Regions from separate parts of the Mus musculus genome. Here region 2 is linked to region 1. A link is a loop called in an ENCODE intact Hi-C map of the cell type or tissue named here. Cell type or tissue: heart. All regions are shown on one strand. Each heading gives the region's core, and the rest is flanking DNA. Links, peaks and the distances in the headings are about the cores only. Region 1 holds the start of Frat2 (frequently rearranged in advanced T cell lymphomas 2). Region 2 overlaps Arhgap19 (Rho GTPase activating protein 19).

Region 1 (15,560 bases), core at 4,247-8,246:
CGTTCATGTGCCTGTCTGTGTGGACAGGTTTCCAGTTCCTTTGAGTGGAGTCCTGAAAATGGACTCCCTGGGTCATGCGGAGAGGTTATAGCAGTGGAGAAACTGCTACTTCCACAGTGTTTCTGAAACTAGAAGCATCATGTCACGTGCCCTCTGAGGATGCGCAAAGGTTCCAGTTCTCTCTGCCTTCTTGAAAGCAGTTGTTATTTTCTTCATTGTCTATCTTATGTGTAGGAATGTTTTGCCTGCCTGTGTGTGTGTGCACATGTGTGCCCGATGCCTTTGGAGGCCAGAAGAGGGCATCAGATTCCCTGGGACTAGAGTGACAGACAGTTGTGAGCTGCACTGTGGGTGCTGGGGATTGAACCAGGGTCCTCTGGAAGAGCAGCCAGGGCTCTCACACTCATCCATCTTTGCAGCCCCATTCATCTGTGTGAGCGCACCACAGCGCATGTGTAGATGTCAGAGTCCTTTCTCTCCTTCTGTCATTGGGTCCTGGGGATTGACTGCAGGTTGTCAGGCATATCTGCAAACACTCTGACCCACTGAGCAGTTGAGCTGGCCTTTAGATGGCCGTTTCTATGTGTTGCTTTCAGTGTGCCCTCAAAACTGAAGAAGAGCAGCCTTGCATGGGTTGGAAAATGGTGATAAGATTATTTCCTGTCAGCAAACAGACTGTGGCTCCGATTATGAATAAAGATGGGAACCAAATGCTAGATATAGCATACGTTTGGTTTGTTTTTTTTCTTTCTTTCTTTTTTTTTTTGGGGGGGGGGGGTTGAGACAGGGTTTCTCTGTATAGCCCTGACTGTCCTGGAACTCACTTTGTAGACCAGGCTGGCCTCGAACTTAGAAATCCACCTGCCAGCCGGGGCAGTGGTGGTGCACACTTTAATCCCAGCACTTGGGAGGCAGAGGTAGGCAGATTTCTGAGTTAGAGGCCAGCCTGGTCTACAGAGTGAGTTCCAGGACAGCCAGGGCTATACAGAGAAACCCTGTCTTGAAAAACCAAAAACCAAAACCAAAACAAAAAACAAAAAAGAAAGAAATCCACCTGCCTCTGCCTCCCAAGTGCTGGGATTAAAGGCATGCGCCACCACTGCTAGGGTTTCTCTGTGGTAGGCACATGCAATGTGACCTTTGTCTTTTCACTGACACTCAGGCTACAGCATGTGTCAGTACATCACTCTTTACAATTTGTCTCTATGTCTTTTACGTATGCACACGTATGTATGTATGTACAGGTATAATATACCCATGCATGCATGCGTGTGTGGAAGCCAGAGGACACACTGGGTATCTTCCCCAATCATTTTCACCTTACTTTTTTTTAAAAGACAGGATCTCTCAGTGAACCCAGAGCACAATGACTGGCAGGAGTGACTGGTCAGAGAACCCAGAGCACAGTGATTGACAGGAGTGACTGGTCAGAGAACTCTTGGGGTCCTTCTCTCTCTGCCTTCCCACACTGGGTGAACATGACTTTGCTTAACTTTTTAAGTGGGTGGAGGGGATTCGAGAACTCGGGTTCTTAATGCTTGCATGGGGAAGCACTTTACCCATGAGCTGTCCCCAGGCCCCTTTAGTTCCTTTTAACGTCATCAGTAGCATGGGTTTTGTTGTTGTTGTTGTTGTTGTTGTTGTTGTTGTTGTTGTTGTTGTTTTGGGTTTGTTTGTTTGTTTGTTTTTAAAGGGCTCTGGATTGAATCTCTTACCAGGAGTGGAACCGTTCCTGCTTCCTTTGTTATCCGCTCATCAACCAATGGCAGCACTCCCTTTTCGCATGTCAACATCCTAAAAGTATTGCTGCTCCCTAGGGTGTAACTCCACTCTAGTACTAACCCTCAGCCTTCCAGAATACAGCATCCCCTATCTTACAGATTAGCAATGGGAGCACACACACACACACATGAAGTGACCTCACCCAATGGGTTCCCCATTACCCTAGCTGGTGTCTCTGGAGGCAGGTATGTTAAAATGAGGCCCGGGTGGTGTCTCTGTGGCCTGAAGGAATGCTGAAGCCCCGGAGTCCTAGGTTACTGCAGGACTCTGAATGCTTGCAATGTCTCCTTTCCAGGCCGGTAGCCAGGGTGCCAGCCACGGTCCGCTTGCATTACTTCCTCTTTGGATACCTTCTCGTTACTGTTAATTGCATCTGGGCCTCTCTCACATTTTGTGTTTTGCTTCCTAACCCAGGATACTCCTCTCCACCTCCCACTGGCCCAGCACAGGCATCTCTTTCCAGGCTCTCCAGAGAAGTGGCCGAGAAAATGGAGCAGGGCTCCTACTGAAAGGCATTCAGCTCTGTAATGAACGTCTAACACATCTGCACCTCGGCATATTTACATAGCAATCTCCACACAAAAGCAACGTTACAAAGGGAAGGCTTTTTTCTCCCCTCTCTTTCTTCTTTTTTTAAACGCCTTCTCACGGCTCCATTCCCTACAGTAGTAAGAACACTGTTGGAATTACTCTGACAGGAAGACAAAACAACTTCCAGGGATGCTGGGTTAGAAACAATAGCTTTGCCAGACCCATTAATGTTTAAAGCCAATGGAGCATAAAACTGCTTTTCTCTACTTACAGCCAGGCATCATCTTACAGAGCAGAGAAGGGGGGTGTGGAATTGCCATCTTAACTCTGCTGAAATCCATAAGCCCTCTCGTAATTTTCATTCTCCTTGAAATTCTCCAGTAAGTACCATCAGAATGAAAATGAGACTTTATCTCTGGGGAGAACAGCTTCCGGTTTTCAACAGTAAAAGAGTGTGAAGAGATGGGAGATGGAGATGGAGATGGAGGAGGGAGCTGCCTGATGGGAAGGTGCTCTCAGCCAAACCTGCCGAACTGCTGTAGTTATGACACACCTTGAAATTTGGGAGAGTGCTTTCAGGAAGTCCCTAACCCATTCCAGGGCAGAGTCGACAGATAGCACAAAGTCTAGGATTCTAAGGGCCATTCCGGCCCTAGTGGGATTGCCTTCAGGGTCTGCATTACTTAGTGGGCTCAGGGGATAACATTTATTATTAAGATATTAGCTCTTTCCCCAGGGAAATTGCTGGAAGAGAGCCCAGAGTCAGTAAAGCACTGGGCCTAATCCCACAGTACATTTGTGTAATGCCTGACAAAGCCTGCTCCCATCACCTCGTTTGATCCTGAAAACAATCTCCAAAGGAGGCAGGGCAGGGATTTTTTTTTTTTTTTTCCATTTTACAAGTGAAAACACCTGTAAACTGATTGGCCAGGAGTCCCACACCCAGTTTGTAGTAGGGATGAGACTTGAATCTAGGTCTTTGTACAACCTGTTTAGAGCTCTTTTGGTTCCCATAAGACAGATCAGAATATTTCCAGCCCCACCCATCCTTCATACCCACCAGTTCCCAGCATCTGGAAACTCAGGACACAGCCTCTGTGTAACGACCACACTCCTCTGTTTCAACCAGGAAATATTGCCCTGGTTGGCAAGCCGAGGGGGAAGGGAGGGGAGAAAATTAATTTCATCTCATCTCCCTGAATCAAAGACCAATCGAAAAAAAACAAAAAGAAAAAAAATTACGGATGGATTTGAGAAAGAAACAAAACCCTCCAAATAACAGCAACAAGGTAGGGAGACTAGATCTACCATTGTTAGAATGGCGTGGTGGCACACGCCTTTGATACCAACACTTGGGAGGTAGAGGCAGGTGGATTTCTGAGTTCGAGGCCAGCCTGGTCCACAGAGTAAGTTTCAAGACAGCCCGGGCTATCAGGGCTATACCGAGAAACCCTGTCTCGAAAAAAGAAAAAAAAAAAAAAAAAAAAAAGAAGTCTCAAAGGAAGCTAGCCAGGATGCTCCCAGCACTTGGGAGGCAGAGGCAGGCAGATCTTTGAGTTTGAGGCCAGCCTGGTCTACAGGGTGAGTTCCAGGACAGCAGGGCTACTCAGAGAAACCCAGTCTAAAAAAAAAAAAAAAAACCAACCAGGCAGTGGTGACGCATGCTTTTAATCCCAGCACTTGGGAGGCAGAAGCAGGTGGATTTCTGAGTTCGAGGCCAGCCTGGTCTACGGAGTGAGTTTCGGGACAGTCAGGGATACACAAAGAAACCCTGTCTCGAAAAACCAAAATAAATAGATAAATAACCATAACCAAAACCAAACCAAACCAAAAAAAAAATATATATATATATATAACAGGCAAACTGAAAAATGTCAATTTCACCTGTAACATGACTCATATACACAATAAGGTTTTCAATGACTAAATTCTAGTCGTTTCAATGAATGACGTATATCACATATTAATAAGAGTGTATTCACCCAGTTCTAGGTTTTCCATACATATTACAAAAAATAAAAGGGCCAAACTAAAAAAAACTCTTATCCTTTGACCTAAAACTCCACTCTTAGGAATGTACTCTGAAAAATGAATCATAAATTTGGAAAAGTTTTATGGGAAAGAGCATTAGTCACACACTTACTACAACGGCGAACTCAGAGAAACAGCAACCGTTGAAGGAATTTAAACAATTACAAGTACTTAATGGAAACTTACGTAATCGGTACAGTGTTTTCAAAGCGCGTGCAGTCACCGGAAAAAGCGTTTATAATTTAATGCGACTGCAATGCTTTTGTGTGTGGCTGTATAATGTACAAAGAGGAGGATGAAGGGGGGGGGGGGAAGCCTGTTAATCTCGTTTGAATCCTATGGTTACGAGAACATTTTCGTTTGAACTACAAAAAAAGTCAATTCGATGTAGCTCTGAGAAACCGGAGCAAGTCTGAGAAGCTCTGACCACAGGGTCGGCTTCCCAACCGTCGGGGTCGCCCCTCCCCGGGCCAGCGCAGGCGTTACCCACACGTGGGGCTGGAGCGGGCGCGGCAGAGGAGGGGCTGGGTGTGCTGGGGGTGTGTCCGCGAGTGGGAGCAGCCAATTGGCAGTCGCCGAGGGTGCCTCCTAGGACCGAGAGGTCCTAGGACCTGGGCTCGGCGAAGTCGGTGCCCCGTCCCCGGAATCGCTCGCAACCATATAAACTATCTCTGGGCAGACAGTGTGGGCAGTGGTCTCGCACGGTTTGCGCCGTCCCGCGCCCCTAAGTCTTCTAGCGAACGTCTCCCCCCACGGTCGCGCGCGGTGGTAGGAGCCGCGCGACGTCACCCATTGTTTACAAATCAACCCAAGCCGGCAGCGTTCCGGCTCCCGCGGCTCTAAGGCGCGCGGTACCTCTGCCCGGTGGTCCCGGCTTCCGCATCCCCAGGCTCGGCCCCCTCCTGGCCCGGCTTGGGCCTCCGCCGCGCTCCCGCCCCAGCCGCGGCTCGCCGAGCCCGCGGCCAACCGAGCTGCCAGCGACGCCCGCACAGCCGCGGGGGCCCGGGCGGGGGGCCATGCCTTGCCGGAGAGAGGAGGAGGAGGAAGCCGGCGACGAGGCAGAGGGGGAGGAGGACGACGACAGCTTCCTCCTGCTGCAGCAGTCGGTGACTCTGGGCGGCTCGACCGACGTGGATCGGCTCATCGTCCAGATCGGCGAGACGCTGCAGCTGGACACGGCGCACGATCGCCCGGCCTCGCCGTGTGCCGCCCCGGGTCCCCCACCCGCGCCTCCGCGGGTCCTGGCGGCGCTGTCGGCGGACAAGACCGGGACCCCAGCGAGGCGGCTGCTGCGGCCGACGGGGTCAGCAGAGACCGGGGACCCTGCGCCTCCGGGGGCCGTGCGCTGCGTGCTGGGGGAGCGCGGGCGTGTGCGGGGCCGATCGGCGCCCTACTGCGTTGCGGAGATCGCCCCGGGTGCCAGCGCGCTTCCCGGGCCGGGGCGGCGAGGGTGGCTCCCCGGCTCCGTGGCTTCTCACCGAATCCAGCAGCGGCGGTGGACAGCAGGCGGAGCGCGCGCGGCCGACGACGACCCGCACCGGCTCCTGCAGCAGCTCGTGCTCTCCGGAAACCTCATCAAGGAGGCGGTGCGCAGACTCCAGCGAGCGGTCGCCGCGGTTGCGGCCACGAGCCCCGCGAGCGCTCCGGGGTCCGGGGGTGGCCGAAGCGGACCGGACTCAGTCACTCTGCAGCCCTCGGGCGCCTGGCTCTGACAGGGGATCCCTGGAGGAGGAAGAGGACGCCGCTACGCTGATCCAACAGTGTCTTGCCCGGGACTGTGCGGAGCAGGAGCTGTCGTCCATCCCTCGGGCTACAGCCTCAAAGTTACCGGCCGCGAGAGGCTGTTAGAGAAAACGGACTCTACTGAGTAGCACCAGCAGCCGAGGACCTGGGATCTACCGGTTGAACTGTGGCAGCTACTTAATCCACTTGGACCTGACTTAGCCCTTATCGTGTGCTTGGATTGTTTATAGATGTGGCTCGCAGGGGCGGGAATCGGGAGGGCTTCTAACAATACTTGAAAAACCAATAGTAGATATGATCTCGTTATTTTCGGGTACAGAAGCTTTCTGAATATGGTGCTACAATTGCAGAGCAGAGCGGTTCTAGGGTGAAGAACATAAGTTGGCAGATTTATGTTGGTGGGTTGACAACGCTTGCTTTCCCCTGCTTAATTTGTGATTATGAAGGTTGGGGACCTGGTTGGTGAATTCTTGAAGGTGGGGAGAGATGAGTTTAAATGGGGACATGCAATTGATTCGACCTTGCCAACTTGAACTCAAGGTCAGGTTGGTAGAGTGGAGTGTTGTGGGATTCTTGGGAGCGCTCACCCCAGTGTCTTTTTCTGGAGCCAAGCACAGACCGGAGTGTCCCTTTGCCACCGCGTGGAGTCTCCCGAGGACACGGCCGACATGGCCATCCTTGTAGGAAGAGTTATTTGCGGTTTCTGTGCTTTGCTTTTCCAGAACTACTTCTGCTAGGCCACTCTTTGGCCATAGCTCCAGCTTTCTCAGAAATGGTCATAAGCAACCTCCTGATCTCCCTGCGGCCATTGTGTTTGTGGTGTGTGTGTGTGTGTGTGTGTGTGTGTGTGTGTAGGGGGGAAAGCAGTGGGCACACTTTTCTGCTCTTTTGACCCTCTGCAGAGTTGGAGGGCGCCTCTCCTGCTAAACCTGTCAGTTCTTGGTGAGTGACTGAAACTTTTTTAAAATGTGACTCCCAGAGGAGAAAATGCTGGCTTTTCCTCTTGTGAACCCCGAGGGGCACCTCAGGTGCCATCCCAAACTTTAAGGTAGCTAAACTTTTTTTTTTTTATGATTCAATGGCTCGGTCATCCTCCAGATGTGGCTGTTGATGTACACTTCGCAACGGAGTGTCTGAAATTGTGGTGGTCCTGATTTATAGGATTCATAATTAAAATGTCTGCTGAATAAATTTGGTTTTTGTTTTGAAAAAATGGTCTTTGTTTTTGTTTGGAGTTAAGAGGGGGAAGAAGACCTATGTGAGGTATCTGTACTTGGGGTAACTGGGGGGCTGGGGCTAGCGCTATGCTTTAGTTAACTCCTGGAGGCGGTATGTTTGAGTATCTCTGGCTGTATTTTCTTTCTTTCTTTTTTTTTTTTTTTTTGAGACAGGGTTTCTCTGTGTAGCCCTGGCTGTCCTGGAACTCACTTTGTAGACCAGGCTGGCCTCAAACTCAGAAATTCACCTGTCTCTGCCTCCCGAGTGCTGGGATTAAAGGCATGCGCCACTATGCCCGACTTGTATTTTCTTTTACACACATTCTGAGATAGGTTCTCAGTGGCCTAGAGCTCACTATGTGTAGGTCAATCAGGCTAGCCTCATACTCAGAGATTTTTCCCTATCTCTGCTTCCTGAGTTGCTGGGGTTACAGGATGAACGGTGTTCACTTCACCCAGCTATCTGCATTTGATACATTTACACATTGATTTGTTCAGTGTATGGAGGGTTCACATATGCATTAGGAAAGCCTATGAAAATCAGATGGCGATTGTGGCAGCTTCTCCCCTTCTACTTAGGCCCTAGACATCAAATTTGGGTAGTCTGGCTTGGCGGGGAATGCTTTGAGAACTTGAGGACAAGGAGGCGCTGTGCAGGGAGGGGAACATTCTAAGAATGGGAGCCTTCAGCCGTGGTCTATTGGGCGAAAGAACCCAACGTTGGTTTGTTTTGAGACAAGATCTGTGTCGTCCAAGCTGTCCTGAAGCTTGCCATGTAGACCAGGCTGGCCTTATTCCCTGCCTCTGCCTCCTGGGTGCTGGGTGCTGGGATTAAAGGCCTGTGCCACTACATCTGGCAAAACCCAAGATTGAGCCATTTCTTTGGCAGTCATTGAATGATTTGGGATAGTCACAAGGATTAGATCGAAGTTCTTTTGTTTTTTGGTTTTTCGAGACAGAGTTTCTCTGTGTATCCCTGGCTGTCCTGGAACTCACTTTGTAGACCAGGCTGGCCTCAAACTCAGAAATCCGCCTGCCTCTGCCTCCCAGGTGCTGGGATTAAAGGCGTGCGCCACCACTGCCTGACTTACTCTTCCCTTTGGGGGACAGGATCCCTGTATGCATCCCAGATTTGCCTCTGTGGGTAGTTCTGTTTTTATACCCCTTCCCCAGTGCTGGGGTTACAGGTGTATGCTGTCATACCTAACAACTTTTTTGGAGATTGTTTTGAGTTTGAGACAATTTCACTCTTAACCCAGGCCTTACCTCCGCTTTCCTTGTGTATTTATACCTGTAAAAAGCAACATTTTGGTACAGCTGACCTCTGCTACCAAGTCCTCTAGCTGTGTACCATCTCCCCCTATGGTACCCAACATGATGACCTACTAGTGCTGGAGGACTCCAGCATCACTCTACTGCCGCCTGCAGGCTTTGTTATAATGAGCGAGTCCCTGCCCCCACCCCCACCCTGTGCTCCTCTTCTCTCACTGGTAGAACAGTCCTGCCTAAATGATTGGGAGGGTGAAGTATTCAAACCAAAATTCCTCATTCTTGGAAGTAAGTACCCTATGGATTTATATACGCCGAGTGGTAGGCATACTCTGCAGAGACGAGGATGCTGAGGTTAGACCATCCATTAGACACTGAAATTGTGACTGTGCGTGTGTTGCTGTAGATTGAACCCAGAGCTTCACAGAAGCCAGGCAGGCACTCTGCTACTAAGCACTCTTCCCAACCCCTTTTATATTAACTTTTTTTTTTTTTTTTTTTTTGGTTCATGTGTTTGTGGTTGAACACGAGTACATGTATTCATGTGTGTGGAGGCCAAAGATGATCATGTCTTCCTTGGTCACCCTCCACCTTATTTTGGGGATGGAGACAGTCTGTCTCTGAATTCACTAATTCTGAGCTCACTAATTCAGCGATACTGGAAGGCCAGCAACCTCTCAGGATCCTTCTGGCTCAGCCTGCCAAGCACTTAGATACTGGGATTACAAATGTGTGCTTCCTACCCTAGCCACTGCGTGCCCTGTCTTTTAAAATGATTTATTCATTTATTCATTCATTAATTCAAGACAGGTCTCACTATGTAGCTCTGGCTCTCCTGGAAGTCACTGTGTAGACCAGGCTTGCCTCAAAAAGAGATCCCCCTGCCTCCTGAGTGGTATGATTAAAGGTATACAGTACTGTTGTACCCAGCTTTTGTTTTGTTTTGTTTTGTTTTTTAAGTGTGGGTACCAAGAATGCAAACTCAGTTCCCCATGTTTGTATACCAAGTACAAGTACTTACCTACTGAGTCCCCTCTAGCCCCATTTCTCACCACCTAATCTGATGTTGATTTGCCATCCTGCCTCAACCTCCACAGTGACAGGGGTTCCAAGTACGCACCTAGATCGTGTGAGACTTTTTTTTTTCTCGAGACAGGGTTTCTCTGTGTAGCCCTGGCTATCCTGGAACTCACTCTGTAGACCAGGCTGGCCTCGAACTCAGAAATTTGCCTGCCTCTGCCTCCCAAGTGCTGGGATTAAAGGCGTGCGCCACCACACCCGGTTGAGACTTTTTTGATACCACATCTTCTGCAGCTGGATTTAATAAAGTCTTTTAAGAAAATCCCACAAACCTAGGCTCACCAAGTATTCACAAGAGCACCCTCCCCCTCTTCTCACACACTTTGTGCATCAGCTACACAGATGCAATGGCTGGGGATGGAGGGTGAGCTGGAGTTTGAGATGCCCTAGAAGAACATGAGGTTTGAGGGCTGAGACCTGCTACAGAGGGACTAGAAGATCCCCAGGAAGCACACAACAAACAGCGTGTAGCTGTTTCATTCAGAATTCTAGGTTCTTGGTAAGATGAGCCTGGACTCACAAAACCAGGATGCAGACAGACATCTTAGGAGACTGCAGCCTGGCCAGAACGGCTACAGCAATGAAGTCGGAATGGTGATTGCTGCCAAGGACAGACATCTACAGGAACCAGCAAACTAAGAGAGGAAAGGGGAACTGAGCTCTGCTATGGGCACATACCCTGCTGGGCACCATTTGTAACTTACAGTGGAAGGGCAGAATCTAGGCTTCAGGCTTTTAAAGTTGATCTCTTGCCTTGGGCCAAAGCCTGCCCACGTGGCTTTTGTGGTGGTGATGGGGCAAGGCAAGGAGGAAATATTTTGGTTCTGTTTTTTGTTTTGTTTGAGACCGTATGTTTGAGTTCATGTATCTCTAGTTGACCTGGAACTTGCTCTGTAGACCAGGCTGGCCTGGAGCTCACAGAGGTCTATTTCCTGAATGCTGGGATTAAGGGTATGGACCACTACGCCTGACTAAAGCATTTTAATGATGAACGCATGTAACACTGTTCAGGGACACACTCGTGGCTTCAATAATTTCCATCTAGATTCCAAGGAAGTTCTAGAAATAATAGGTTTACTAGGCTGGTCCTCCACAATAGCAGGAGGGGAGATGGGGGAAAGAATTACAGTCATCCTCCTGCTACTTGTAGTCCTGGGCTTAGCTCTCTCCCACAAGCCAGTCTTTTTCGATATGCCACATGTCGTGAATAATGTCCTGCCAACTTGGATACAAAAGTCCTCCCAGATGGTCCCAGGCTTGGAGTCCAGAGGGTTGATTTCCCTGAAAAACACTCTTCAGCCTGTCTTCCCACATCCAGTCCCTCCAAGGCTGTGACAAGAACACGAATTTCATTACACCAGATGGGTTTCACAAGTCCAGCATAAAAAAAAGATGGTCTCTAAGGTTGGTATGTGTTCGAGAAGGCCTTCAAAAGCCTGCATGAGGGCTGGAGAGATGGCTCTGTGATTAAGGGCACTGGCTGCTCTTCTAGAGGTCCCGAGTTTAATTCCCAGTACCCACATGGTGGCTCACAACCATTTGTAATGTGATCTGAGGATCTCATCTAGTGCGCATGAAGACAGAGTGCTCCTATACATAAAATAATTCTTAAAGCCGGGGTAGGGGGGTGGAGGGTAGGGAGGATGCAAGCCTTTAATCCCAGCACTTGGGAGGCAGAGGCAGGCAGATTTCTGAGTTTGAGGCCAGCCTGGTCTACAAAGTGAGTTCCAGGACAGCCAGGGCTATACAGAGAAACCCTGTCTCGAAAACAACAACAACAACAAAAAAACCCAAACAAACAAACAAACAAACAAGCAAAAAATTCTTAAAAATAAAAAAAGAGCCTACATGGACTTAGGCTAAGGGGGAAGTCCCTTCTGCTCGAGTGATGTCTTCCCCCAGGTTGGTCATGGTCTTTACGGTTGCTTGGGTCCTGACCTGAATTCTCCTGGTAGTGATCTCAGCATTTGCAAAAGCTAGAGAATCCCTAGAGCCAGCGCAGGTCCTGAAAGTGTCTCAGTGAAGTCACCCGAGGAAGCAAAGGCCATTTCTAAAAATACTGCATCTTGGAATGGTCCATTCCTAGTAGTCAGCCCAGGAGTGACTTTTGGCTAGGACACTCGGTCCCTGAGAACGACAGAATGATGGCCACAGAACGGTGTGGAGAGGCAGGGTTGAAATGGCTCCTCTCTACTGGTGCCTAAGCTCCCCTGATAATACTGAGCTGGGGAGTGGGGGCACAGCTCTAGGGAAGTGACCAGGAGAAGCTGAGTTGTATCAGGTGACTTGGGTTGTTGGTGAGGGGGTGTTGATTAGGAGACTCAGGAAGTTCCAGGGACAGCAGCCCAGAGTCTCAAATGGCTAGGACTTCAGTGATAAGGGTTGGTGATAAGGATTTGGCAGTTGAGGATAAACCTGGGAAATGGTCTTTAGGAACAACAATAAAAACACTGGCTAATGTATTTAGCTTACCAAGAGCCAGGCTCCATCCTAAGCACCTTATAAAGAACAGGTCATCAGGTTTCTGGGACAAAGATGAGAATCCACTCAGAAGCAGACAGAAAATAGGAGCAGAACCAAGGGTGGGAAGCCAAGGATACTGAAGGGTGAGCCGCTGCAGTTAGGATCACATGGTTGAGCAGCTAGGCTCATGTTGCCTCTATTCGGAAGCCCCCAGGCTCCAGATGTCCGGGGCACATGGACTAAATCCAGGTCAGTGACCTGGGTTGATAGTTCATTTTCCCTTTATCAGCACTGTTAAGTAGTGATTTTTTGATTCACTTATTTTAAACTTTATTATTATCATTATTATTATTTTCATGGAAGCTTTGTAGACCTGGCCTCAAACTTAGAGATTTGCTGGGATTAAAGGTGTGTGCCACCACCACCTACTAGTTTTGAACATAATCTAGAACTTTCTTTTGTAGATTTACTTATTTATTTATTTATTTTTGTTTTGTTTTGTTTTGTTTTTTGAAACAGGGTTTCTCTGTGTAGCCCTGGCTGTCCTGGAATTCACTTTGTAGACCAGGCTGGCCTCGAACTCAGAAATCCGCCTGCCTCTGCCTCCAAGTACTGGGATTAAAGGCGTGCGCCACCACCGCCCTGCAATTTATTTCTTTTTAAAGATTTATTTTATGTATGTGAGTATACTGTAGCTGTCTTCAGACACACCAGAAGAGGGCAGAAGAGGGCATCAGATCCCATTACAGATGGTTGTGAGCGCTCTTAGCTGCTAAGCCACCTCTCCAGCCTCTTATTTATTTAGTTAGTTATTTTATATGTATGGGTGTTTTGCTAGCATGTATGTCTGTGTCCTATGTGTGAAACTGGTACCCACAAAGATCAGAAGAGGACACTGACTCCCCCAGAACTGGAGTTACAGATGTTAGTGAGCCATCTTGTGGGTGCTGGGACTTGAACCCACGTCCTCTGCAAGAACAAGTCCTTTTAACCATCCAGCCTTCTCTTCAGTCCCAGTCTTTTGTTGTTGTTGGTTTTTTGAGACAGAGTTTCTCTGTATAGCCCTGGCTGTCCTGGAACTCACTCTATATACCAGGCTGGCCTTGAACTCAGAAATTCTCCTACCTCTGCCTTCCAAGTGCTTGGATTAAAAATGTGTGCCACTACCGCCCGGCCAGTCTTTGACTCTTGATCCTCTTGTTTTTACCTCTCAAGTATTGGGAATATAGGTATACACCATTACAGCCAGCTAACTGGTGTGTGTGCATGTGTGTATGTGTGTGCATGTGTGTATGTGCATGTCAGAAGACAACTTGTGGAAGTTAGTTTAGTGATCCTCTTCTGCCATGTAAATTCCAGGAATCAGACATAGTCAATCAAGCTTGGTAGTAGGCACCTTTACCTGCGGAGACATCTCACCAGCCCCTTTTTAAAAAAAATTTTTTTTTCAGCAATGTGGTGAAAATCCACCTTTAATCCCAGCATTTGGGAGGCAGAGGCAGGTGGTTCAAGGCCAGCCTGGTCTGCAGAGCAAGTTCCATGACAGCCAGGGCTACACAGAGAAACCCTGACTCGGAAATTCTTTTCATTACATTTATTCATTTGTGTATGTGTGTATACACATGCATGTACACATATGTGCGTGTATGCAAGCTAGAGAACAACATGAAGAGTACTTTCCTTCCACCATGTTGGTGTCACCAACTGGATTCATATTGTCAGGTTTGGCAATGAGGGAGAGTCTTTACCAACCTTGCAGGCTCCAGTAGTTCGTCCCATGCTCATCCCAGCTGAGAAAGAAGTGCATTTAAGGTGCATCTGGAGGAAAGGGCTTGTCTGGCTTACATAAAATAACGCAAACTTATTTTAAGGGAAAATAAAAGAAGGGGAAGAAAGAAAGGGCTTGGGACTGTGACTTCAGTGTCTGGGAAAGAGTTTTCAGGGAAGCCCTTTTCAATATTAGGCTGTGAGATCTAATTTTGACAGTTAAACAAGAACAAGCAGAGGCAGGGCAAAGGTAGCAGAGAGATAACCTGCTTGTGCCTTTGTAACACACCCAAATCAATAAATCAAATAAACTGCCGGGGCAGCAGCCTATCAGCTGGGATTCCACACTTAACTCCCGGTGAGTCGGTCAGTAGCCGATAAGGAGAAACAGTTACTAAACTCCTCAGTATCAGTTTTAGTTTGTGTTCTTTTGTAGCATTAGCTACAGGCAGTTCATTCACAGAAACACTGGGCTTTCCCAGGCTAAAAGGTTATAGAGAAAGTTGATTTACCACCCGGTCAGATCCTGGGATTCTCTGTGTTCGGTCAGTTTGTAACCCAGGGTTCTGCCCTATGAACTATCCACACGTAAGCCTTCCCCTTGAGCCCTGCCCACAATAGGAACCCCATTTTTAAAAATTACTCTTTTAATAATTTTTATGTACATTGGTGGTTTGTCTATGTGTACGTCAGTGGGAGGATGTCAGAAACCCGGGAACTGGAGTTACAGACAGTTGTGAGCTGCCATGTGGGTCCCAGGTCCTCTGGGAAAACAGTCAGTGCTCTTAACCACTGAGCCATCTCCCTAGTCCTAAGAAACTCCATTCTTCCTTCCTCTGCCAGGAGCCTGGTCCCTCAAAGAAGCTCCCTTTAATTGCACCCTCGCCTTCGTCCCCTACTTGCTTCAGTTAAGCAGGGCTTTTTCTCTTGGCCGAGGAATCCTTCCCAACCATTTCTCTCTTGTGATTTTTGTTCTGCGTTGTCAGGTATCAAACCCAGAGCCTGACATTTACTGGATAGTCATGCTGCCTTTCACTCACATTTCTAACCTCCCCCTTTTCCCTCTCAGGCTCTGTCTGTCCTTTCTCCCCATCTTCAGACTTCTAGGAACTCAGCTCATTATCTGCTTCCAGGCCCCCTTAGTTTGTGCCATGCATGCTGTTGAAACCACCCCCATTTGTTTGCTCTGCAAATAATTACTGAATACCAAAACCCGAGTGGTAGTATTTAATGCAGCCATGTTTTGGGCGGGGCCTGAGTGGTTTTACTAGTCTCACAACAATCTTATCAGGTGGGAACTCTTGTTATTACTAGAGAGGTGAAGAAATCTATTCAGGGTTATAGGAAGGAGCCAGGAAGTCTGACTCACACACAGCATTTTATGGCTACATGGTACTGTACTGTAGGCTTTCTTTTTCGAAATTGTCTCTAGTCTTTTCCTTTCCCTACCCATCCCGGGGCCTTTATCTCCTGGTTTTTGGTTGCCAGCCATGGATCTGTGTGACCATAAATAGTCCCCCTCAGCCCTAGTCCATTCCCCGTGCCACGTGGCTCAACTATCTGCCGAATACACACTCTTCATTTTGTCATTCCGCCGCCATCAAAGAATATATAATCTCTTTGGGAAGGAGACATGCACACATGAGTCCCTGAGATAACTCTGTAATGACAGTAAGG
Region 2 (15,560 bases), core at 4,122-8,121, 69 kb after region 1:
GATGGGTCTCACTGTAGTTCTCATGTCCGCAGGGATGAGTGACGTGGAACAGTTTTTCATGTGTCTCGTTACTGTTCTATTACTGCAACAGGACACAATGGCCAAGGCAACTTTTAAAATTTTGTTTTGTTTTGTTTTAGGTTTTTGTTTGTTTGACACAGGGTCTCTCTGATAGCCCTGGCTATTGTAGAACTCACTATGTAGCCCAGGCTAGCCTTAAACTCACAGAGATCCACCTGCCTGCCAAATACTGGGATTGAAAGTGTGCACTAACAAATATGGCTAACCAAAGCAACTTATAAAGGAAAGGTTTTTTGTTTTTGTTTTTTGTTTTGTTTTTTGTTTTTTGTTTTTGAGACAGGGTTTCTCTGTGTAGCCCTGGCTGTCCTGGAACTCACTTTGTAGACCAGGCTGGCCTCGAACTCAGAAATCCACCTGCCTTTGCCTCCTGAGTGCTGGGGTTAAAGGCGTGCGCCACCACGCCCGGCTTAAAGGAAAGTTTTTTTTTTTTTTTTTTTTTTTTTTAATTTTAAAGATTTATTTATTTATTTATTTTATGTATATGAGTACACTATTTGCTCCCTTCAGACACACCAGAAGAGGGCATCAGATCCCATTACAGATGGTTGTTAGCCACCATGTGGTTGCTGGGAATTGAGCTCAGGACCTTTGGAAGAGCAGTCAGTGCTCTTAACTGCTGAGCTATCTCTCCAGCCCTAAAGGAAAGTTTTTAATTTAGGCTTACAGTTTTAGAAAGTTAGAGCCCGGGGCTGGTGAGATGGCTCAGTGGGTAAGAGCACCCGACTGCTCTTCCGAAGGTCCAGAGTTCAAATCCCAGCAACCACATGGTGGCTCACAACCATCCGTAACAAGATCTGACTCCCTCTTCTGGTGTGTCTGAAGACAGCTACAGTGTATTTACATATAATAAATAAATAAATCTTTAAAAAAAAAAAAAAAAAAAAAGAAAGTTAGAGCCCATGCTGCTGGAGCAGAGACATGGAATAGCTGAGATAGCAGGAAGCAGAGAGAGACACTGGGGACCGTCTGTATTTGTATTTTGGCTCGTCAGTGCCTTGTGCTACCTTTGTTTTTAAAACAGCAACTACAGTGGTGACTTCCTACAGCTTCCTATCAGACCTATGGAGGTGTCTATTTGGTCAAATATGGTATTTTGGAAAGTGTTTGGCTTTTCAGAGTAATCTACCCATTAGATAATGTTATGATTCTCTTTCTGTGGCCTGAAAGATTTTTAGATCCTAATAACCACTAAGCCCTGGTTTCCTTTTATGTCCTGCCCAGGCTCCTGCTTATATTCGCGAATGTGCCAGATTATACTATTTGGGCTCCAGAACTCAAATGTCAAAGGTAAGAACAGGAAACTGGTCTCTAAACAAGGGAAGAATTAAGACTAGTGAAGTTTTAAAACAAAGTATAACATTATACTTAAGCCTGTAAATTTACCTAGTCATTTGTTTTAGCAGGGTCAAAGATGGAGAAGGGAGCTGTTGAAATAGAAATGCCCTATGTACCATATGCTCACTGGCTTTCAGAGAGCTCACTAGTGATGATGTCCTCTGCACGTGTGTCATAGCATACATCATATGTTAAAGTTTTCATAAAACTTGTATACATTTTATTAGCCTATGAGCCAAGCAACATTTAAACACCATTAATTATAGAAGCAAAAGTTCAGTCCTTCTAGAAAAGGCACCAGCATGTGGCTGACCTGGATGTAGCCTGAGAGACAGACGTGGAGGCTGCCATCTTATGCTGTGTTTTCTACTCCTGTGTGGTTTTTCTCTCATTCAGTGAATATTAGGTGTGACTAAGTAAGAAACTGCATTTTAATCCTAGTTTAACTAGGCGTGGTGTTTTTGGAGAGCTGTTGCTTTTATTCCTTCCACGCAGTTTGTGTGGAAAAGAGATTCAGCCAAGGCCCAGCAGCCATGGGCTCTATGGTTGGTTATCACTTCAGTGTCTGGATGAAGTTAAATTTCACCTTAAGCCTTTGTTTTTGTTTGTTTCTTGTTTTTGTTCTATCTGCTGGGACTAATACTTTGGGGCTTACTTTATTGTATAGCAACAAGTACTACTTGAAATTAAAAAGTGTTCTGAAAATCGAACTCAAACAGCTACAATTGTTTATGGCAATATTGTTTGGTGTCTTAAGACAGGGTATCACTATGTAGCTCTGGCTGTCCTGGGATTGGCTCTGTAGGCCAAGCTGGCCTCAAACTCACAGAGATCCAGCTGCCTCTGCTTCTGGAGTTCTGGGATTAAAGGCGTGCATCACCACTGCCTGGCTTGGCAGAATTCTAACTGCATGTTTTATACATTTTCCTTTAGGATGACCTTGATCTGACAACCTCATGTCATAACATGTCCTTCCAGCTGGCAAGATGTCAGAGACAGAACAGGGTAGATCCTTCCTCTCAGCAGGAGGAGACCCAGCAGCACACAGAAGAGGCGCTGAGAGAACTCTTCCAGCATGTTCATAACTGGCCAGACTCCGCGAAGAAGAAACAACTTCTCAGACAGGTGCCTGGGTACAGGGACATAGGTGGGCTCTAGGAATCGCTGGAGAACACCACTCAGAATCACATTGGAACAGGCTTTGGCTCAGTCAAAAAAAAAATCAGGCTTGTCTGTGGAATTGCAGTTCTGGAGAGAGGTGTCAGAGTGCTTGACTCTCTGCAGTTAGCTGTGCTTAAACATCTGTAATTTTAGTCACCTGACAAAAACGCTCCAGGGTTTGTGTGGACCAGCAGCTCCAACGTACCATTCCAGGACTGCAGTGCTGTGTGCTCCCTAGGGATATAATTTCTGAATTTCCATTTCCAGCTTTGTGAAACAGTTGTAGCATGCATACATAGAGCTTGTAAAGGAGGAGAGGCTGGCAGAGCAAAAGAGGCAGCTCTTCCTGATGGATGGATGGATTGTTTGTGGTTAGAAAACAGCCTAAAACAGGGTCCTAGTGTATTAAACAGGAATTCTGGTGTCTGCGTTTGCTTATTTTGGGGTTTTGGAGGTAAGGTTAGGTCATTCATTTGCTACTTTGAGGACTCAGTATGACTTGAGTGAATCCTTCCTGGTTGGGAGTCTCTCAGGAGATTTGTCTTAGTTCCTTTGGATTGTGCTGTTCAGGCAAGGCCAGTGCATCAGTCAGTCCTCACTCCCTGTGCAGACTCCTGGGGTAGTCAACATGTGAAAGGAAGGAGTTGCACTTGGCACACAGGGGTGGAAGTTTCTGTCCTTGACTGAGTGGCCCTGTGGGAGGCCTGATATTAAGGCACCAGCATGAGCAGGGCAAAGCAGTGCACCACATGACCAGGTGTCATAGTACCCCTTAGAGGCCGTGCCCCTGTGAGCCAGTACCTCCCACCCCTGGCTTTGGAGGACATTGTAGATTGAACCGCAGTAGTCAGCTCTTCATTCTTGTTCAGCTTGTTCCTTCTTTGGGAAAGACTGCCTTTATTTTGGGGGGAGGGGTGCATCTCTAGCATAAGGCAAGATAAAGAGGTATCAGACACTGCTGGGGACTGAGCTGTTCCCATCAATGGACAAAGTCCTCTACAAGTGTTTTGTCATGGCCATAGAGATGGTTTTAAGAGTAGCAGAACTCAAGTGTGGTGTTAGACATCTGTAATTCCAGCAGTAGAGAAGTAGAGACAGGTAGATCTCTGTGAGTTCAGCTAGCCTGCTCTACATAGGGAGTTCTGGGACAACCAGAACTTGGTTAAAGACTACAGTGCCTCCCCCTGCTGCCCCTTTTTTTAAACTGGAGATGTCTTTATACAAAGAGCTGACAGCATTCAAAGTCTGCGTTCAATCTCTTTCCCTTCATAGCAGTGCTGGCTGACAGAGAGTTTCAATACCTTAGGAGCATTCTGGCTTAGGAGTTCAGTTGGTAGAGGGCTTGTCCTCCATTCATGCACCCTAGGTTGGATTCCTGATGCCTCATAAACTGGGTATGGCCATCTAGGTTTATAATGTCAGGACTTGGAAGGTAGAGGCAGGAAGATTAGGAGTTAAAGGTCATCCTTGGCTATATAGAGAGTTGAGGCCAGCTTGTGCTACATGAGACTCTATCTTAAAATAAATCCTGGCATATAGTTTGTTAAACTGGGGACTCTCATGGCTTATGCTATGTTCTGCTTCCAAGGTACTTGATGCAAAAATAATTCTGGTTTGCTAGCAGGTCTGAGACAAGCTCTTAAGCACTGTGGGTCCTGGTTTCCTGTCTGTAAAGCAGGCATGGGCATCCCTTGTTCAGAGAATCTGAGTCTTAGGACTTCTTCAAGTAATTGAGTATATTTTGTGTTTTTGTTTTTGAATGTCCCTTCTGCTTTTGTGATTGCCTGTGAACCTACCCTATACATCTAGGGAGTCTTTGACTTTCTAAGTATCTTCACTCAGGTATTATTTGCCCTAGGTTGCTGTTTCTTGATGGCACAATGTTAATACAATGGTCTCTGTATTTTTTGTAGTTCCATAAGCAGTCTCTGACTCAAACACCAGGGAGAGAACCTTCTACTCCCAGGGTCCAGAAGAGAGCCCGCTCACGCTCCTTCAGTGGGCTTATCAAGGTAAGCCTGTGTTCCTGCTGCCCACATCAGTTCTCAGGAAATTTGCGCCTTATTTTCTTGTGTTTAAACAACTTAATTCTGTTCCTTGGAGTCCTAGAAAGGGTTAATTAGTAAGGAGACAGAAAAGGAAAAGTTTGGAAAAGGCCTTCTTTTCTTTTTTAATTAAAGATTCATTTATTTTATATATGTTAGTACACTATTGCTCTCCTCAGACACACCAGAAGAGGGCATCAGATCCCATTGCAGATAGTTGTGAGCCACCATGTGGTTGCTGGGAATTGAACTCAGGACCTCTGGAAGAGCAGCCAGTGCTTGTAACCATTGAGCCATCTCTCCAGCCCCAGGCCTTATTTTCTAAAGCATTTTACTATGTTAGAAATTGAAGGAACACTATAGTGGGAAAGTAGTACTGGCCTTCCCTCCTCCTGGGGTCTGAGGACAGGAGTCTCTCTTGCTCCCTGCTTCACTCTTAGCTGGGGACGAGGGACGTTGTTGGACATTGGACTTTCTAATGCTCCCAATGAATTTTGTATCTTTTATTTTGGTGAACTTAATATTTTCACTGTTGTTTCTTTCCATGTATCAAAATGACTAGAAATCTTGTTTCTAGAACAAATAGAAAATGCATTTCTGTGTCATTGCTGCTGTCACTAAGTGTGCAGGCTGCTGACCATTACTGCAGTTAGTGGGAGCTGCTGTCAGGTTCAGTCACAGGGTTCACATTTCTTTCTTTGTATTCTTTTCTCATCCATTACGTCACTACCTCCGTTTCTCCTCCCAGCTTCTATCCCCCACTTCACACCTCCCCTCTTCCCCAGATACACTCTTTCTGTTTCCCTCCAGAACACAGCAGGTCACTCAGGGATATCTATCCATTGAACATGGCAGAACAAGTTACAATAAGACCTGGCACCTCCCTCATATCAAGGCTGGACGAGGCAACCCAGTAGAAGGAAAAGGGTCCCAAACACAGGCAAAAGAGTCAGAAAATCCCCCAACTTCCACTGTTAGGAGTCCTGCAAGAACACCAAGCTACACAACCACAGAGTGTACATAGAAGACCAAACTCAAACCCATATAGGACCCACGTTTGTTGCTTCAGTCTTCACAAGCCCCTATGAGCCTTGCTTAGTTGATTGTGTGGACTGTGTTCTCAACCTCTCAGATCCTACAGTCTTTTCTTCTCTTCTGTGGGGTTCCCTGACTCTACCTAACGTTTGGCTGTGGGTCTCTGCATCTGTTTCTATCAGTTGCTGGATGAAGCCTCTGATGTCAAGTGGGGTAAGCACCAATCTATGAGTATAGCAGAATATCGTTAGGAATCATTTCGTTGGTTTTTGCTTTTTTGTGCCACCCTGGGTTTCTGGGTTGTCCTCCCTCTGGTTCCTGGCCACCCGGGCACTGTCGGGCATGGCTCCCTCTTGTGGCTTGGCCTCAAGTTTATTTCAATGCCTAAACTACAGCTAGCTAATCCAGAGGGGTTAACTCTATTCCAATTTCTATTTTTCTTTTCGAAATTGTTTTAACATTGTTAAAATATATAATTTTATAAATATTAAGGATCCTTTTGACTACAACTTTAAAGTTATTTTGTATAACTTTTTATTTCAGCATAAGCTGAAGTCATTAGCAGTTGTACTTTCATTTAGCCCTAATTTTGATCCTTTGTTTGTTTGTTTTTGTAAGACAGGGTTTCTCTGTGTAGCCTTGGCTGTCCTAGAACTTGCTCTGTAGACCAAGGTGGCCTTGAAGTCACAGAGATGCGTCTGCCTCTGCCTCCTGAGTGCTGGGGTTAAAGGTGTTGTACTCCCACCACCAGCAGTTTTGATTCTTTTTATACTTTGTAGAGGTCTAGAATCTATTCTCTATCCTCACGGATGGGGCTAAGTGACCTCTGGGACATGACACTCGCTGAAGTGTTTGGTTTGCTATTCACAGTGGAGTGAAAAAATGCCTTGTGGAGCAGGAGAGAATATTTGTTTAAGCCATGTATCTGGTTAGGAGATAATGTCTGGAATATAGAAGGAACTTATATGGCTCAATAGTGCTGAAAATCCAAGCTCATTACAAAACAGGAAACAACCAGAATAGACATTTCTCTTAAGGCATGTGACCAAGAAAGACACAAGGTGTTCATCATTACTCATTGTTAGGGGCATGTAAAGTTACCCACCATACCACGAAACCTCATACCCACTGGGATGACTCTGTCCACAAATCAGAGAACCCTGTACACTACTGCTGGGAGTATAAAATGGCAAAGCTGTTGGGGAAAACAGTATGACCATCTCTCAGAAAATCAGCAATAGAACTACTTTATGACCTGCCAGTTTCCATTCTGTGCCAAGGAATTGAAAGCAGGGTCTCACAGTGAAAGGAAAAGTATGGGCTCAGGACCCCAAGACCAAGTTTTCAGCACAAAGGAGGCTTATTTGCCCCAGAGAGACAGAGGGCAGGGAATAAGAGACAAAGATAGGAGAATGAAGGAGAAGAGGAAGGGAACAAGGGAGAGGGGGGAGAGATATTTGTCCTGGGGGGCAGAGGACTACTGCCTCTAGGTAGAGAGGAGGCAGACATGGCACAAGGGAAAATGGGAAAGTCTGTTAGGATGAGGTGTTTAACTTTGATTGGGCGTGTTAATTAGGTGAGACAAAGGGGGCTTTGATCGCTGCACTTCAATACTTTGGTAGCTGGACCTTGGTAGTCAGCCTCAGGGGGAGGAAGTGGCCAAATGAGGGAATAGACCTTGGTGGCTAGCTTTAGGAATGTAATCTAGTGGTTTTTAATAAGGCAAAGGGAATGGGAGAGAAAGGCAAGGCCTGCCTGAACCATGGTCGCCTGCTCGGGCTGCTCAGAGTCCCTTCACAGGGAGTTATCTTTATAGTGTTCATGGAAATGTTATTTACAGCGGCCTAAAGGTTGAAGCAGCTTAGCTGTCTATTGGAGGACTGCATATGAGAAGTGTGGAGAGAGTGGAGGATTTTCCGTCCTTAAAAGGAAGGAAAGTCTAACATACTCTTCATCACAGTGGGCCCTTGAGGACATCATGCTAAATTAAATCTAAAGCCAGTCACAAGGTAAATGTTGTACAGTTCTGTTTATTTGAGGAACTAAAGTGGTTTAAGTCACTCGTGATTAGCAGGGGTCAGCAGTATGGAGGGAATGTGGAGTTATCGCTTGTTTAGGAGGAACAATGTGGATGGGTGAGCTGCCTCAGTTTGATGACACTGGGACTTTAGTAAAGCCACTGAAGCAAGTACTGAAGTGGATAAGGCACTAAGCATAACTGCATCGGTTCTGTTCTGTTTTGTTTTTTTGAGACAGGATCTCTGTTTCTTTAGTTGTTCTTGGATGGCTGTGGTTTTCTGCTGTGCTTTGAGGTGTATTGACAGTTATTGCTTAAATGTAGGTGCTGCTGTGTGTTTGGCTATTACGCTCTTTACTTAGAACTTCAGAAGTAATGAGGATAAAACATTTTAGAACATTATTCTTTTTTTCTTTTCTTTCTTTTTTTGAAGTCACTATCAGCTGAACCCAGGGCCTCATACATGTGAGCAAGCACTCTGCCATTGAGCCACATCCCAAGCCCAGAGCAACAGCTTTCTACACAGATGGGCAAAGTGGTTTCATTATAAATGAGGAGAGGTTTGAACTGATAGAGGATATAGGACTTTCGCTCAGTAGCTCTGCATATTTCAGTACTGTTTTTATTTGTTAGTGGTCTTGGGGATTGAACCCCAGGGCTTTGTACAAGCCAGGTCCAGCTCAGAATGCCCTTCTGGAAATTTGCTGGAAGCTTTATAGCTAGTTTCCTGCATCTTGGCATTCCCAGCTCAGCATTCTCAAGTAACTCCTGCCTTCTGAAGGGAGGATATACAGGCCTGATTTTTCTAGTGTGCATGTGTGTGTGTGTGTGTGTGTGTGTGTGTGTGAGCTATTTGGCTTTTTAAAAAAAATCTATTTGATTTTTAGGTCCTTTAAAAATTAAAACTTTTGGGAGGTAGAGACATGGCTTAGCAGTTCTTATAGAGAGGACCAGAGTTTAGTTCCCAGCACCCATATTGGGCATCTTACAATGGCCTATAACTTCAGCTTCAGGGGATCTGATGCTGCACACACACACACACACACACACACACACACAATCTTAAAAAAATCAAAATTTTTAGAGTTTTGCTTTCCCCCCAGTTTTATAGAGGTGTATCTGACGGTGAGTCCTACATGGACCTCTTGTTTGGGAAGACAGTCTTCCTCTAGAGTCATGTAAATACCTGGCTCTGCTGCTGTTAGTGATAATACAGAGGTTAATGTTTTAGGTTTTTAGTTTAGCTTAATTTGTTTTTTGGGGGGGTTATTTTTGACACTGCTCTTGTTTCAGAATTCAGATTTGCTCTGCAGGGAAGGGAGGTCTCTCTCAGATGGAGTCATTACTTTCCTCAAGACTGTGGAGTCCTCGTCGGTGGTCATGTGACCATCCTGAGACAGCCTGGGGCCTTTTGTGGCTGTTTTAGGAACTGTTGGACAGTTTCTATACGTTTACTAGTCCTGTGTGAGGAAGGACAGAGAGACAATTCTAGAGGAGACCGAGTCTGTGGTTCCCTTAGTGGAGAGGAGAAGCGACCTCCACAGCTGACAGAGAAACCACACCTATTCTCTCAAAACAGCCCAACCCTCAGGAGCCCCTGTATCCTTGCTGCTCACAGAGGTACTGTCCTTAGCTGATAGTCGGTGGGTAAGTCACCCGGAGAAGCACTCGTTCTTGGTGCTTGCTGTATGCTTTCCCTTCCTCACATGACACGGCCTCAGTCTGTACAGAAGTTGACAAGATGCTGCTGAGTTGTTTGTTTTAACTGGGGAAGTTGTAGTTTTGCAAGCCAGACAACTACAAAATAATAAATGCTCAAAACCAAAATATTTTCTGTTCCTAAATCAGCGCAAAGTCCTGGGCAGTCAGATGACTTCAGAAAAGAAAAACAGTTCTCCTGCTCCAGAGTCTGTGGCCATGGGGGAACTGAAGAAAGCCAGCAAAGAAAATATGAACCTGGTAAGAGCATACGCCTGTCTGTCTGTCTGTCTGTCTGTCTGGGAAGGCGGCTGATAGACCGGCCCTTGTTCTGCTGTGACTCTCTGGCTCAGCCAGCGGTGCTCACGGCCCTTTCTGTAGGTTACACAGACCATTCCGCATGTTCTGAGTTCAGGAAGGTAGGGCATGGGGGTTAGGTTTGCTTCTGTTGCTGTGGGAAACACTGGCTACAACTCAGGAAGGAAAGGGTTATAGCTTACAGTTCATTATGGAGGGAACTCAGCGCAGGAACTGAAGCGAAGGCCATGAAGACACTGCTCACTCCCTTGCTCCCCATGGCTCTCTAAGTTTGTTTGTTTGTTTGTTTTTATTTATTTTTGGTTTTTGGTTTTTTGATGCAGGGTTTCTCTATGTAGTCCTGGCTGCTCTGGAACTCACTCTGTAGACCAGGCTGGCCTCGAACTCAGAAATCCGCCTGCCTCTGCCTCCTGAGTGCCGGGATTAAAGACGTGCGCCACCATGCCCGACTCTGAGCTTGTTTTTGTTTGTAGAACCTAAGACTGTCTGCCCAGGGAGGAACCCTTACAGTGCCTGTGTCCCTGCATCAATCATTAATTAAAACGCTCTACGTGCTTGCCTATAGGCCAGGCTGATGGAGACATTATCTCAGTTGAGGTTAGAGATGACTCTAAGCAGCATAGCTGGTTACAAGTACAGATGAGCAGTACAGCATGGTAGCTGTCAACAAGTGCTGAAGGGTCGGTTAAGTCTCACTAGAAATGCCATAGGGCAGGTTAGCCCTCCCTGGCTCTGCATTACCTGTGGGCAGTCCTTCAGGGTATGCTAGGCTACTGCATTAAGCTGCCCATAGCCAGTTAAGCGTGGAGGCTTAACCTCCGTCTGTAAAGGAGCACTGACGTCTGACCGTCTAAGCCACCATACAGTTTTCTCGTTGCAGTTCTTCTCTGGCTCTCCAGCTGGGACAGTGACACCAACAAGATTGAAATGGTCTGAGGCGAAGAGAGAGGGGAGAAAAGGTACTCACTGGAGCCACCTCTGTCCTCACTGCCCGGGCTTTTAGCCTGTGTCTTCTTGGTCAGCAGTGTTTTCCATTTGTGACGTCTAAGGTGGTATAATTGTAGTCATAGAAATTTGGATGATTATTCTGCTTAGCACTGCCTTCAGGTACTGAGGGGCAGAGTTCCAAACAGACTCACTTATACCTTCTGTGGATAGACAGGATCCACCACCCATCAGCTGACTCACGAACACTTGTTAAACAAGACAGCACAAGTACAAATGGCTTTGTGAGGCTGAGAATGTCCATGCCAAAAGGACACTCATGAAAGTCATGCTTCTCTTTTCTGCAGACTTGAGTAGTCGTGGAAGGGTGCTGGAAATCATGTCGGCATGGTTTTGAAGTTTTTTACTTCAGAGAGGATTGTTATCATGGGCTGATAGCTTTTCCGTTAAAAAGCTGCTGTGAGCAGGCATGGGTCTGCACAGCTGAAATCCCAGCACTCAGGACGGAAGGCAGGAGGGTTTCTGGAAGTTCAGTTGCTGCTCCATGTATCAGTAGTGGAGAGAGCACATGTAGACATGTAGCTCAGGGGTAGAGTGCACATGTGCGGTCTTGGGTCCCATCCCTGGGCAGCAAAGTCATTGTGATGAATCTTTATTCTCTTCTAGAAACTTAGCTATTGTGTGGTTTCTTACTTTCTACCTTGATGAATAGCCGAGCTCCCTTCTCCTCCCACTTTCTTTTGCACAGAATTGTGCTACTGAAGCAAGCTCAGTATTTGAGTTATTCCTATCCAAATATTTCTTTTTAAATGGTGTTTAAACACTTTTTAAATTTTCTTTTTAAACTCAAAGTATGAGTTTTTTTTTTTTGTTTGTTTGTTTAAGAATATAGTGTTTTGTATTGTTAGTTTTTTGTTACGTTCATATTTAAAGATAAGCAGAAAGTCATGTCTTTCTGTTTTGTCAACTCTGCTTTGGAAAGAAAGAAGGGAGTTTTCCAGGAGAGTAGAGGCTGCTGCTGCTGTGACACGTGTTGGTGGATGAGGAACGCATCGTCTCCTGTCAGAACACCCTTCCTCCACCTCCTGTCCTGAGGACAGTGCTCTTGTCTTCCTCTTCAGTGTTCCGGTTTTCCCTTCTGTTTACTTTTATTTTTGTGGTGATAAGGATTGACTCAGCGCTTCACAAAGGCTCCAAGATTGAGCTGCACTCTGAGGCAGCCCCCTCCTTTCTTAAAAATGCTTTGTTTTCTTCCTTCCTTCCTTCCTTCCATCCTTCCTTCCTTCCTTCCTTCCTTCGTTCCTTTTTTGAAACATTAATTTTCTCAGGTTTTCAGGTTGGCATTAAGCTTATGATCTTCTTACTTCTGCCTCCCGAGTAGCTGGGATTTTAGATATTATGAAGGAGTGCCACATCTGGCTTGTTCAGGGCTCTTTGAGTCTAAGCTTCTACTCTTCTTTCTTGTATTCACCCTCTCAGCACCTGCTCTGCTTCCACAGCTCACTCCCAAATGACATCCTCAGCTCTGAACTCTCCAGCCTCCAGATGTGTCCTTTCTTACAGGACAGTTGATGGAATCCCTGCTGTTCTCAACACTAGAAATTAGTGCAGTGTCCCTGTCACCATCAACAGCCATGATGCAGTCTTCTGCTTAGCACAGGGCTTCTTGGAGTTCTCTGTGTGGAGCTGTCCTGTGCATTCATTGTATGGTGTCTAGCAGCTGTGACCCAGCAGATGCCACTAGCATCCTTCCCTCAGTTGTAACAACTGAGAGTTCCTCCAGATGTACCAGCATCCCTTGAGGATTCAGGGGCAAACTCACCCCAGATGGGAACACATTGATGGAGCACCCCTTCATCAAGGGGCATTATTTTCAGCAATCAAATCTTCCTAATTCTTTTTTCTTTCTTTTTTGTTTTTTTTTTTGTTTGTTTGTTTGTTTTTTTGTTTTTTGTTTTTTGAGACAGGGTTTCTCTGTGTAGCTCTGGCTGTCCTGGAACTCACTCTGTAGACCAGGTTGGCCTCGAACTCAGAAATCCACCTGCCTCTGCCTCCTGAGTGCTGGGATTAAAGGCGTGCACCACCACGCCCAGCTTTCCTAATTCTTTAAAGTCTAGGTGAACCTCTCCTCTCTGAAGCCTTGTCTGGCTAACCCAGCCAGCCAGAATAAGTTTCTGTTGAACTCGTGTCAACAGAAACAATCTAGGGGACAATCACATCAGTGGTGCAGTGCTTGCCTACCACATGCAGTGCCCTGGGTTCAGTTCCTAGTGCCGCCAACACACAGCTTTGCACACCCACCCATCCGCCAACACACACCCTTGCACATCACCCACCTACAACCCTTTTGCTTTCTCTTGTCTCAGTAGTGTCAGCAGCTTGCTGTTTTTGGTTTTAGTAAAGGGTAGTGCTGCTAATAGCAGGACCTCCGTACTCATTAGACGTGGGTCAGTTCTCTATTGTAGTGTGTGTGTGTGTGTGTGTGTGTGTGTGTGTGTGTGTGCAGTAGCTGATGGGGCAGGTGAGTTTCTGTGGGCTGCAGATTCCACATCTGTGAAACGACAGCGTACTACCCCTGCGGTGGGAAGCTGTGAGGACAAATGAGAAAATGGACACAAGGGCCTGGGGCAATAGCCATCACCACACACGCCCTACTAAGTGGTGACTGTTACAGTCAGTAAGAAGACATAACAAACTGGGTTAGACAAGCGGCGCAGACAATGTTTACTTGGTAGAGTCACACTCTCAAATTATTTCATCGTAAATTTGGAGAGAACACTAAGTGTAGATTTTGTGGCTTTTGGTGGGTATTAAAAAAAAGAAAGTTTTAAAGCATGTCTAATTGTCTTGTTTCTCTTTTAACCTAGGATTCTTTTGAAGGCTCTCTTTATTACTTCTGTCCTCTACAGTGAAGTTTCTCTTCAGTGGGACAAGTGTTATTTCTCTTCTCAGTGAAGCTTGGACCTGCAGCTGCTTGCTGCATTTTGACTTGTGAAAGCCAACTCATACCCTGACCCGACTGATACCTCTAACCCCCTCACTGGATGTCTCTGAAGCTGTGCGTCTGTGGAAGTGCTGTGCTCCGTGTTTGTTTTTAATGTCAGAAGCCACTAGTGCCTGCCCCAGCTTACACAGTGCAGCAGGTAGGCAGGGCCAGCCACACCTACTCAGTGTGCTTAGGTCGGTTGGTTTCTTCAAACAGGATATTTTGTGTTAATTGTTAGTAATATTTTTAAAAGTACTGTAGGTCTTAGTGGAGTATTATTATTTCCAACTGGTATTTGAGGCTTTCCTCTGTGTCAGTAACTGCTTGTTTTAGAAGCCATTATTTTGATAATTAAGCGAATTACAAGTTAAATGCTTTTGACCCCTTTTTATTTTAAGCTTGAGTAATCTCTTTATCTTTGTGTTCAAAGAACTTACAGCTTTCCTAGACAATCTATTATTTCTTGTGTCTAATATAGAGGACTTGACCTGGCAATGAGAAAGAGGTCAGTACAGTGTATTTAACACATCTCAGTTATTAAGCTGCACCCCATACCCCTGTCTTCCCCTTATGATGTGAGATGGCTGTGTGGTTGTTACCTTGGTGATGTGAGATGGCTGTGTGGTTGTTACCTTGGTGATGTGAGATGGCTGTGTGGTTGTTACCTTGGTGATGTGAGATGGCTGTGTGTTTGTTACCTTGGTGATGTGAGATGGCTGTGTGGTTGTTACCTTGGTGATGTGAGATGGCTGTGTGGTTGTTACCTTTGTGATGTGAGATGGCTGTGTGGTTGTTACCTTGCTTCTTTCATTATCATCCTCTCACCTAGAACATGGCTGGTGCCACTGATACACTCTGTGCCTGGTTACTGTCACTTTGGAAATGTCATGATCTGCTACTTAGAGGAGCTTGCTGCAGTGTGCATGTGGTGAAAACAGAAGCAGGCCGAGGGGCTGGTTGGCTTGGGTAGGATGCTGTCACTCATTCCTAGGGATCAAATGTGCTGCTCACCTGTCTCCTGAGAGCAGGTTGGCATCAGGAAAGGCACGAGTGGCAGTCTCTGCAGGGTCCCCAGAGGGAGCAGTTGTTATGTGTCCCCGTAGTCTAGAACAGTTGCTTCCTGCCCATCTCCTTGTCTGGATGGGTACAGGAAGTGGTGGAGCGTGGAGAGCCACTGTCTCCTGAGCCGCAGGTGGCAGTTGCGGATGCTGAGGTATGGGCCTGGCTCTGTGGAACTAACTGTGAAACCATGCTCACCCTACTGTGGGGAACCAGATACCCAGCAAAATACGGTTCCACACTGATGATAGACAGTTGAACTTGTGTTATTGTTGAGATGAAGGCTGATGTTGTCTATCTGTCGGCCCTCTCTTCCATCCTACACTGTTTCATTGCTGTAACAGCAGTGCTGAAGGAAATGTGATGTTTTCCCTTCTAGCTGGATAGTTTGGGAGCATGGAGGTGTGTGATCTATAGTGGATTTTAAGTTCCATTCTCTAAAGCAGTTTTAGGTCATCCTTAAGGATCTTTATTAGCAAATTCATTTGTCTAGGTTTCTGACTCTTTCTGGTGATGTTGTTACTAAGAAAAAGGTTCTTTTCTTTTTGAAATATATTTCTTATGCCAGGTATATAGTGAGGTCAAACAGAAACCTCCTTTGTGTTAGCAAATCAGAGATGTTCTCCTCAGCATGGAGCCTGCTTTCAGTGTACCCCACCATGCTGGAATGTAGCACTATGCAGGGATGCAAGCCAAGCAGTGCCTTGATGCAGCCAGGAGTTACACACTCTGTGAGCAAGAAAGAGAGAGCGCGGGACTGAGGAGCCTAGTGTGGGTAGAGGGAAGCGATGCCCAGGGATGGTCTGGGTGAGAGAGAGGTGCCCCATGCGCTTGCTCTCTGTGGCTGGCCTCTTGGGCAGTGAGTTACCACGTGCATTTG

What was found. A loop is a pair of places that touch in the nucleus more often than their neighbours do. Peaks named below come from ENCODE experiments on the same cell type or tissue, not always from the same donor. Only the 100,000 strongest peaks of a DNase experiment are listed, where the experiment ranks them.
Region 2: it touches region 1 in a loop (4-fold over the local background); 4 of 42 quality-filtered maps call a loop at or near these places.

The regions. Positions count from the first base shown.
Region 1 is chr19:41,837,712-41,853,271 of GRCm38, reverse strand. It overlaps Frat2 (frequently rearranged in advanced T cell lymphomas 2), which reads left to right and starts at 5,140. Exons shown (of 1, transcript NM_177603.3): 1 at 5,140-7,300. The coding sequence starts at 5,361. The coding sequence ends at 6,056. In heart, for the core only: a CTCF peak has its summit at 6,734; DNase peaks (open chromatin) are centred at 4,871, 5,161 and 5,941; H3K4me3 peaks cover 2,924 bases; H3K27ac peaks cover 2,655 bases.
Region 2 is chr19:41,768,139-41,783,698 of GRCm38, reverse strand. It overlaps Arhgap19 (Rho GTPase activating protein 19), which reads left to right. Exons shown (of 12, transcript NM_027667.3): 7 at 1,303-1,368; 8 at 2,350-2,541; 9 at 4,491-4,589; 10 at 9,523-9,633; 11 at 10,571-10,649; 12 at 13,503-15,560. The coding sequence ends at 13,513. Among named protein-coding and RNA genes, the nearest start is that of Arhgap19, 26 kb to the left of the region's middle. In heart, for the core only: a CTCF peak has its summit at 6,016 (motif pointing left); no DNase peak of the experiment used is centred there.